Linked DNA regions of Homo sapiens: region 2 is linked to region 1. A link is a loop called in an ENCODE intact Hi-C map of the cell type or tissue named here. Cell type or tissue: GM12878. All regions are shown on one strand. Region 1 overlaps LINC01612 (long intergenic non-protein coding RNA 1612). Region 2 has its middle 6.0 kb from the start of LINC02512.

Region 1 (5,000 bases):
TGATGAACCCAGTACCTCAGTTGGAAATGCAGAAATCACCTGTCTTCTGTGTCGCTCACGCTGGGAGCTGCAGACTGGAGCTGTTCCTATTCGGCCATCTTATATTAGTGAATTTTTAAACTCATACTTCCGTAAGTTAAAATTGCTTCAGTCTTCTGCTTTCTCATGAATTTTTTGGAGTTCCTAGAAGCTTAATGACTCCATGTATCAATGAGTCAAAACAAGTTATATTGATTATTATACCTACTGTGTGTAGGACCCAACCACCAGGCTCATGCAATATTCAAGCTATCACCACATACAATCATTGGTCATAGCAATCATGAAAACAGTGAGAAAACAGTGAATAGTTTCCTTCCTGCCTCTCTTTCAATCTTTCTTCACTCCTTTCCTGCAAAATGAAAGCCTCTGAATGAGCTTGTTATTTTTGGTACCTCACATATATACAGAGTAAATGGGAATCTTTCAGTCTCCATGTCCAGCTAAGTTACTGTTTACTTTTTCTATTTCTAGCTCTCCTAGGAAATGTGTGTCAAGATTCATACAATTAACCCAGAAGGAAGCAATTTATTTCTGTGAATTATTATTTAGCTGTATGATCTTTTCTTATCCCTCTACCATGGCCAAGTTGAAATTTAAATTCTGTATTCCTAAAATAATTAATAATCCAGAAAGGAGCTGTTTTTTTTTTCTATTTAAACACCAACTCTAGCAAACCAGAATAAAGTGTCCTGCAATTTAGATACAGTTTGGAAATATTTGCAGTGCTGAGACTTGATTACAGAGTTGGTAGCAGGGATGGTTAAAGATTGACCATCTTGCGTTCTGCTTTGGGCAAATCTTAGGAAAGGACCAAAGTGCTTAAATTCAGAGTACAAATTTATTCACTAAACTAATATTTATTTTGCTCTACTAAGTGCTAGGCTTTTATTTTTTTCAAATTTTGCTACTGAGGATAGATAATAAATTCTTGTCCCATGGATGTAACAACAACGACAACAACAAAAATCTAGATTTGTTATTATTATTGAAGCCATCAGCTACAATATATATTTGATTATTTTAACACGCAGATATCAAATTGCCAAACAACCCTTTATCTAATGGCTTGGATGAACCCTAATTTTTAAGAAGAAATAAAACAGATATTTATTTTTTTGACTTTCAATTAGGTGGGTAGAAAAATAAATTTGTATAATTGTTTTTTACTTATTTAGGTTCTATGATAAATGGCTATTTTTTTACATAGTTGATATGTATCTTTATAATGTATAATTTAAAAAGAAGTTTCATTATATTCACTTTATTCTACTCTGTAGAGCTAAAAGTAAGCAAAGGGGATCTACTTAAAAATGTTATGTTAAATATAGTGAACTCCAAGTTTCTCTTCAAAGAATCAGTATGTCAGTATATTCAGCTCTCTTATTCTCTGTTCTCTATTTTAAAGTTTAACTTCCTGGTTCTCTTCACCCTCTTGCTTCTAGTTTCAGTAAACAACCCCCTCCTAGCCTCTATCACCTGCTCCATCCTGAGTCGCCCCTGGTCACTTGCTCTGACTTCAGTTATCCTGAGTCACCTGTTCTGTAACTATTGTTCCCACCAAACTACTCACCCTGCCACTCTGACTTGTACCCATGCTCTCTTTAAAATAGCCAGTCGGAATTAGCTTAGACTGTGTGGTCCAACCCTAGCCAATAGGGGAACGACACAGCAGTGGGGGCTACCTGCTTTAGGGATAAGAACCCCTTCCCCTCCCATGTTCAGGTGCGCTTTCACCATTTCTCCATTCACGAGTTGTACCCTTCTATAGAAGTAAAAATTGCCTTGTTGAGAAAATTAAATTTATGTTCGAGTGCTATTTCTTTGTGGCACCGAAAATTTATTTATAACAGTTATTAGCTTTTTCAATATTTTTTAGAGGTTGTGAGAATTGAGGAGGTGGAGTCTTAGAGCATTCCAATATTTGTAAAACAAACAAAAAGAACTAAACCCACCTCCCCATCTCGCACACCCCTAACCTGTGAAATTACATTTGTAAGCAAGGCACTTCATAGTAGATGGCTCCGTTTCCTAGAGAGAAAGTTTCCTATCCGTCTAGAGCAGTTTTATTGTCCTTATTTCATGTTTCCATAAATCACACTACTCTTTGTTCCTTCTTTGTCACAATTTTCCCCAAAATGGTAAAAGTTAAGAAAGATGAAACTTTTTAGGCTGCTTGCCATGCTTTTGCATGATTAATTCACACATGAAGAAAACAAAATACCTTTAATTTTTAATTAAAGAATTTACAAAAGGAGAAAAGTGTTTATTGAGTGATAAATAATAATGATTGATTAAAGGAATGTGTAACCAGCTCTATGAGCTATTGAAATATCCTGCCAAAGAGAAAATGGGAAGAATTCTGTTTTGTCAGAATTCCATTTAAAGTAATAGATATTGGGAAGGGGAACCAGGAGATTTCCAGGTAATAGTAAGGCTTTTAGGTGAGTGAGGTCACTGGCTGAGGGAGCCCTCATTCAGAATGGGCAGAATTATTCAAGTTTCATGATGCCCAAGAGTGGATGTGGGCAGCCAGAGAGCTGATCTGTGGTTTTTTGAAACAGAGTTCCCAGGGCCGTGTTATCTTTCTGTGGTCTTGTTAAACATTTTCATCTCAATTCCCCAGGAATGTGTTTTCTTACGGGAAACATATTCTGACTTTAAAATGTAATTCATTTTTGATACTAGAATTCAATTCATTCAAATTTAGAGTCACCTTTGTTGGAAAAATCTTAACAAAATTTTATTTAAATTACCTTTATTACACAAAGCCACGTAAAGTGTATTTGGTTTCATGTATGAGTGTGTTTATGAAATGAGGTGTTGGACATAAGTCAATTTCAGAGACTTGAATCGATACAGCCTTTAGTACACTTTTGTGTAGTTCGTTTTAGTTTCTCGCATATTTTCTCATACTTAAAAATTCTCATGAGTTTAAAGGAATGTTGGTACTATTCAGGCTACTAAAGCTTGGCTCATGAATCTCAGGAAGTGTTCAATACTTTATAGTCAGGAAAAATAGATTTTGTATCTTGACCTTTACATTAAGCTTTTCTTTTCAGAACTATATTACCTTGCAAAGTACACAGGGAACTGGAGCCAGCTTGTGACCTTTTGTTAACATGTAGTTTTGAGAAATGGGAAAAAGGCATTTTTATTATCAGGAATTTTATTACCTAAAAGAGTTAGGAGTCAGTTGAAAGACCTGCCTTTCTTAAAAAGACAGCTAGCCATATAACTTTGGGACAGATACTCTCTTTTGGAGAATGCTGCAATGCCTGCAGTGCCATCCCAAGGCCATTATGTGAAGTGGGAAGCAAATAGATTACGGAAGGTGAAGATGCTAAGAGAGGCGAGGAAATACTTGTCATGTTGCTGTCAGGAACATACATGAACTTGTTTTTATTAGTTAAAATCAGCTTAATTAATATATAGGGGACTCTAGTGTTAATTGAAAATTCCCCTAGTGGATTAGAAGGGTAAGGGTGATTGGGTAGGGAGGTTAACTTGTTCATTTGTGTATTTTCTGTTTCTTTCCCTGGAATATATATATACAGGGCTTTGTTTGTTTGTTTTTTTCAGTGTTGTTTCCTTAGCACATTGCAGAAAGTCGGTAATCAGTATCTGGATAAATAAATGAATGCTAAAACTAGCCAACTAATTTCATTTTAAATTAAGACTTTTCAGGAATCACTATGTTTACTTATTACTCGCTAAGAGCTTGAAAGACTGTTCTAGGAAGGTAGATTTTATAGACTCAGGGAGTGGGTTGGGACTCAGGAACAATTAAATCAGCAGACTGTGAACTGTTAGCATGCTTTCTACAGTCACGAGGAAGAAGCAAGAGCCTTGCAAGGAATGATGGGATAGCGCCTTTATTGTGGGACAAACTAATTGCTTAATGAATAGCCAATAACATTTCCTCATACTCTGGTTTCTCTTTGGATCTTATAAACCCTTTGTCTTTTACCAAAAAAAAAAAAAAAAAAAAATCAAAACCAAAACCAAAAAACAAAAACATTTCCTTATGTAAAGGGACATGACTTTTAAAAAATATGAATATTTCCACTTTTCTTGTGGTTCTCCCTCCTGTCCTTCTGTCTTTTCAACCAGTTGTCAATCCTTGCCTCAGAAGAGTTTATGATTCTACAGAACAGCAAAGAAAAGCTTTTGGGTTTCAAAGGTATTGACTTTTATGTTGTAAAAATCTCAGGTCCAAAGGGAAAGTTGATGATATAAGAGTAAGGTTCCTGTTTGCATCCTTTTCTCCCACTGCAGGGTTGGGGAAAAGAAGCCCTCTGCACACCAGAATTACCCAGAGACATGGAACACTTAGCACTGCATCATATGTTGGCCTTACAGAGGTCCTCCGTATTCCAATGTGAGGAAGGAAGTGGTGGTACATTTGCAGAAGGCACTAAATTAAGCGACTCTAATGAACCAGATAGAAGGGACCACTGCAACAGGATTTAGTTTCCTCCTCGAACCATGAAAGAGACCAGGAGAGAATAGGCCTTCCTCTTTGGCAGCCAACATGGAAACAGGATGAACAAGACCAGGAGGAGGTTTTCCTCTGTTTCACAGGTATTCCATAGTCACTGGAAACTCATATGCATCCTGGAAAGCAGTAATATTGACTTTCCACCACAAAGTCAAAGTTTGCAACAGAAGCTAAGTTGTTATAAAAGAAAATAATTGCTTTAATATACGGACTGAAATTTGCACCCAATGCATTTAGATTTTGAATGTTACTGTTCAAAAAGCCAAGTCTGAAGCCAAATGTTTTTTTCTTTCTCTTTTAATGTTGATTTGCTTTTTCTGCCTGGATGCTTCAACAATTCTAACTTCATCTTTAAAATTTAGTAACTTAATGAGAATATACCTGGCTTGCTTATTCTGCAACAGCTTTCATATTAGAAGATATATTTTAAAATTTTTATTTAGTTTTATTCAAAATTTAA
Region 2 (5,000 bases), 65 kb after region 1:
CTGCCACAAATCTTCAAGAAATTTCCTAGCTGATTTAGGGTAGAACACAGTTCCTTATGCTGGAGATGTGAGCACACATGTCCAAATGATTCCTGTTTACATTTCCAGCTAGAGTTGATGTTCTTTTAGTAAACTTTCAAAATCTCTTTTTAAAATTTTTTGAAAGTTTACTTTCAAGATCTCTTTTTAAAATTTTTTGAAAGTTTACTTTCAAAATCTCTTTTTTAAATTTTTTGAAAATTTACTTTCAAAATCTCTTTTTTAAATTTTTTGAAAGTTTACTTTCAAAATCTCTTTTTTAAATTTTTTGAAAGTTTACTAAAAGAACATCAACTCTAGCTGGAAATGTAAACAGGAATCATTTGGAGATGTGTGCTCACATCTCCAGCATAAGGAACTGTGTTCTACCCTAAATCAGCTAGGAAATTTCTTAAAGATTTGTGAGGGTTTTTTTTTTTTCAAAATCTCTGTTTAAGTGAAGTTACTTTTTTAGTAAATGCTTTTAGTAAACTTTCATAACCTCTTTTCTTAGATGTTTCTTTGCACTTCTGTAAGAAAGTTCATGGCAAGAGCTTGTTTAAGAATGTTTCGGGCCGGGGCACGGTGGCTCACGCCTGTAATCCCAGCACTTTGGGAGGCTGAGGCGGGCGGATCATGAGGTCAGGAGGTCGACACCATCCTGGCTTACATGGTGAAACCCCATTTCTACTAAAAATACAAAAAATTAGCTGGGCGTGGTGGCGGGCGCCTGTAGTCCCAGCTACTCGGGAGGCTGAGGCAGGAGAATGGCGTGAACCCAGGAGGCGGAGCTTGCAGTGAGCCGAGATTGCCTCACTGCACTCCACGTGGACTCCAGCCTGGGCAACAGTGCGACCCTCCATCTCGAAAAAAAAAAAGAATGTTTCTTCTATTACTGGAAGTGCTGACTACATGTCTTATGTTAAAGTTGCTTAAATGATCATATGATTTTTATTGGTAGTATTTAATTACGAGTTCCATTTGTCTTTTCTTTAATAGCCTCATTTAACCTCTGTCACTACAGTTGTTATTGCTATCATATGACTTGTAAGATAATTCCAAATATGTGGATAGAAAGTAAAAGTTTTAATGAGTCACTAAAAGATCCATTTGATGGTTCTTTCATGTTTTTGTCTTGACTTGCAACTCCAGAAGCTGCTCACCTTCATGATTTTGTCTGAAATCTGGATGATCTTTTGCCTGGATAATGGTCAACACTCAATTTGGCTTTGAAGAGTCAGGCCCACAATCTCAATTGTGATATAGAGGAGAGCCCACATTTCTACTCAGATTTTTGCTACAAAAATAGAATTCGTATCTAAAATAATAAAGAATTAATTGATATCTCATATAAGTTGAATCATGCAATATCTGTCCTTCTGTGACTGGCTTATTTTACTTAGCATAACTCCCTCTAGGTTCATCTATTTCACCTATATGATGTATCTAAGATACTTAAACGCATAGAAGCTGAAAATAGGATGATGGTTGCTAGAGGTTGTCAGGAGGGGAAGAATGGGGAATTGTTGCTTAACAGGTATAAAATTTCAATTATGAAAGATGAATAAGTTCTAGAAATCTTCTGTACAACACAGTGACTATAGGTAACAATATGGTATTAGACACAGTAATTTGTTAAGAGGATAAATCTCAAGTTGACTGTTCTTATCACAAAAAAAACAACATAAAAGACAATGACAAAAACAAAACATAAAAGAATACAAGGGCATTTTGGGAGGTGATAGATATGTTTAATAACTTGATTTCAGTGATGGTATCTCTGGCTGCATGAATTGGTCCAAACTGATCAAACTTGCAGTATGGTTTTTCTGTATATTAATTATACCTCAATAAAGCTGTTAAAAATTAATTCATGCTGATATAAACTTTAAAAAATTTGAGATGCAATTAAAATACAAGATTTAAAGAAATGTGAACACTGGTTGAAAATTGGTGAGAAAACATCTAATTCTGCCAGTCATCTCTGTTTCTCATTTATGTCATGCTACTTCTATCTAGATCAGAGCAAACTCATTCTGAAACTGTCTTGATTTTAGCTTCTGTCTTTCCAGGACCCATCGCCAGGAGCTGCTTTCCACTTATAGACACAAGTGGCTCACTCACTCTTCTAGGTGTTAGCTAGCAGGGGCAGAGCTTTCTCAGGTATTTTAGCATTCGTTGTGTTGGAAGGTCTCTGCTATGTTCCTGAAAATTCATTTTATCCCCTTTTTCCTTTGCTACATAGAAAGAGGAAGAAACCGTTATGTAGATTGTTCTGTGTGAATCCTCTTATGATTTTTATCACCATAAAACCTTTATGATTTTATCACCAGCTTCCCTGCAGTTTCATTTCACTTTTTTTTTTTACCTTATTAGTGTGTTATTGTTAATTTAAAAATAAAGAGATGACTCACTCATTAAACACTGCTCTGCTGGTTTAATGTTCCCCTAGCAATGGTCCTAAAAGGTTTCCAGATCATTTACAAACCTACATCTGATTCAATCTGATTTTAGTTACAGTCTGAGCTTATTATTACATACATTTTAAAGCATATTTAAACATAGCATCATTTGTAGTTTAAAAACAGAGATGTAAAATAACTTTGAAAAGAGGAAACTGAAGCTTTGTAATCATGTAGATACACTACCTGAATGGCTTACTGATAATTTCACTTTTTAAGTACATTTTACTAAAATTAGTCCGGATGTTTTTGTTTGGTTTGTAAGGTGTATAACTAAGTGTCAGTTCCTTAAGGGAGTTCAGTCCTCATGGAGTTTATAATCAAGTAAGAGAGTCAGGTGAAATGATGAAATGAAAACACTCATCAAATATAAATGACGTTCTTTAAATGCACCTCTGTTAGACTGACTCACTGAAATCAAACCTTGCCATTCCCTAGGGAACATTTTCTAATTTATGGCCAGGACATGCTGAATGCTCACAGCTAGTAGATTATTTTTTACTAAGTCTGCAGTGAGGCACCTGCTTGCCAAGAATTAGTTGTTGGTTCCCAAACCTATTTATGACAGTTGTATTTATTTTGGTAATAATATATTACAAGCAAATATTATAGAAACTAACGACATTGTGAATAAAAGAGTGTCTTATTTCTATGAAGACTAAGTTGAAGTCTTTGGAAAGGTTATAATAAAGGTAATAAAAATAATCAAATTATGTGTGGGCAAGATGACTACAAAAGATTAGAGAAAATCTTAAATTTTCAAAAGGTTATATACTCTGATTATTGTAAGAATCTTTAGATTTCCATTGTATTTAAATAAAATACTAAAGCCTAAGGATTACTGCAAATAAGATGTCTTAAGACTTCAACCAGCAGATTCATTCTTTAATTAAAAAAAGCCTTTGTTATATATAAGTACATTGGCAAATGTATACATTTTTAGATAAAATAAAAAAATTAAAACCTATATGTTTTTGACTTATCCTTTTAACAAACTTTTAAAATTAACTTACTATTAGCTTTGCCCATGTATGCTAAGAGGACTTTTACAATGACAAGTAAGAAGAATACATTGATGATACCTGTTTTGGTCCAGACATTTCCAGAGCCATGGAATAGCATGAAAAAAAAAAAATCTTCGAAATATAATTTATTCCTTCGAATTGGAGTCAAACTTAGAAGCATCCATCAATGGATGAAAGGATAAAGAAAATATGGCATATATAGACAATGTAATACTATTCAGTCTTAAAAAAGAAGAAAATTCTGGCGTTTGTGACAACATGGATGAACATGAAGGACATTAGGTTAAGTGAAATAAGCCAGGCATAGAAAGACAAATACTGGCTGGGCGTGGTGGCTCACACCTGTAATCCCAGCACTTTGGGAGGCCAAGGCGGGCAGATCACGAGATCAGGAGTTCGAGACCAGCCTGGCCAACATAGTGAAACCCCGTCTCTACTAAAAACTGGGCATGGTGGTGGGTGCCTGTAATCCCAGCTATTCAGGAGGCTCAGGCAGGAGAATCACTTGAAACTGGAAGGTGGCGCTTGCAGTGAGCTGAGATCGTGCCACTGCACTCTAGCCCAGGCAACAAGAGCAAAACTCTGTCAAAAAAAAAAAAAAGAAAAAGAAAGAAAGAAAGAAAGGAAGAAAGAAAGAAAGAAAGAAAGAAGAAAGAAATATAAATACTGCATGATCTCACTTATATGTGGAATCAAAAAAAGTTGAATTCATGGAAGTAGAGTACAATGGTGCTTACCAGAGGCTGGAGGGAGGTAGGTGGAATGGGGAGATGTTCAAAGGGTACAAAGTTTCAGTTAGACAGGAGGGATATGTTTTAGAGATTTATTGCACAGCATGGTGACTGTAATTAATAATGCATTGTGTATTTCAAAATTGTTTTAAAATGTAGATTTTAAATGTTCTTACTGCGAAAAACAGTATGTGAGGTGATAGATATGTTAATTAACTTGATTTAATTATTCTTATGTAAACCTATATCAAAACATCACATTGTACCTCATAAAATATATAAAATATTACTCATCAATTAAAAAATAGGTTCAAAGAGTTACTGTGAAGGCTTTGGTTGATAGTTTTCAAAGTCTTTTCATAATAATGATCTCATGTGGAATACAGAAGGACTCCTTCAACAGTTCACAGGAAAACAGCTGTGTGTTTCACAGGGAGGTAGGTCCTTTTAAGTTTGAAATGGAGTTACGTTGGTGGTGGGTGATTTGTTCTGAACGTAAATCTGGGATTGTTCCTAGATTATTAACTCCTCAATGACAGATGTTATTGTGTTTCTCTTGGCAAGTGGCAAAAGTGTTAAACGAGATTCATGAGAATTCCACGTTTAAGCATTATTAGCTTGACTCACTCAATGTCACCACTGTCAGCTGGATACAATGGGTAACACCTTCTTATATGGCAGTCTTGTTTTGAGATTGAGACAATGCAATAGAGATTAACATGAAAGACAGAAAGTCCTATGTACAATGATGTGTTTTATCTGCT

What was found. Hi-C counts contacts between places; a loop is a spot of excess contacts. Peaks named below come from ENCODE experiments on the same cell type or tissue, not always from the same donor. Only the 100,000 strongest peaks of a DNase experiment are listed, where the experiment ranks them.
Region 2: it touches region 1 in a loop (2.9-fold over the local background); 1 of 110 quality-filtered maps calls a loop at or near these places.

The regions. Positions count from the first base shown.
Region 1 is chr4:170,269,342-170,274,341 of GRCh38, forward strand. All of the region lies in intron 1 of LINC01612 (long intergenic non-protein coding RNA 1612), which reads left to right. Among named protein-coding and RNA genes, the nearest start is that of LINC01612, 45 kb to the left of the region's middle. In GM12878, no CTCF peak of the experiment used is centred here; DNase peaks (open chromatin) are centred at 1,550 and 2,648.
Region 2 is chr4:170,334,274-170,339,273 of GRCh38, forward strand. No RefSeq gene overlaps it. Among named protein-coding and RNA genes, the nearest start is that of LINC02512, 6.0 kb to the right of the region's middle. RefSeq lists enhancers at 2,343-2,482, 4,493-5,000. In GM12878, no CTCF peak of the experiment used is centred here; a DNase peak (open chromatin) is centred at 2,088; H3K27ac peaks cover 1,266 bases.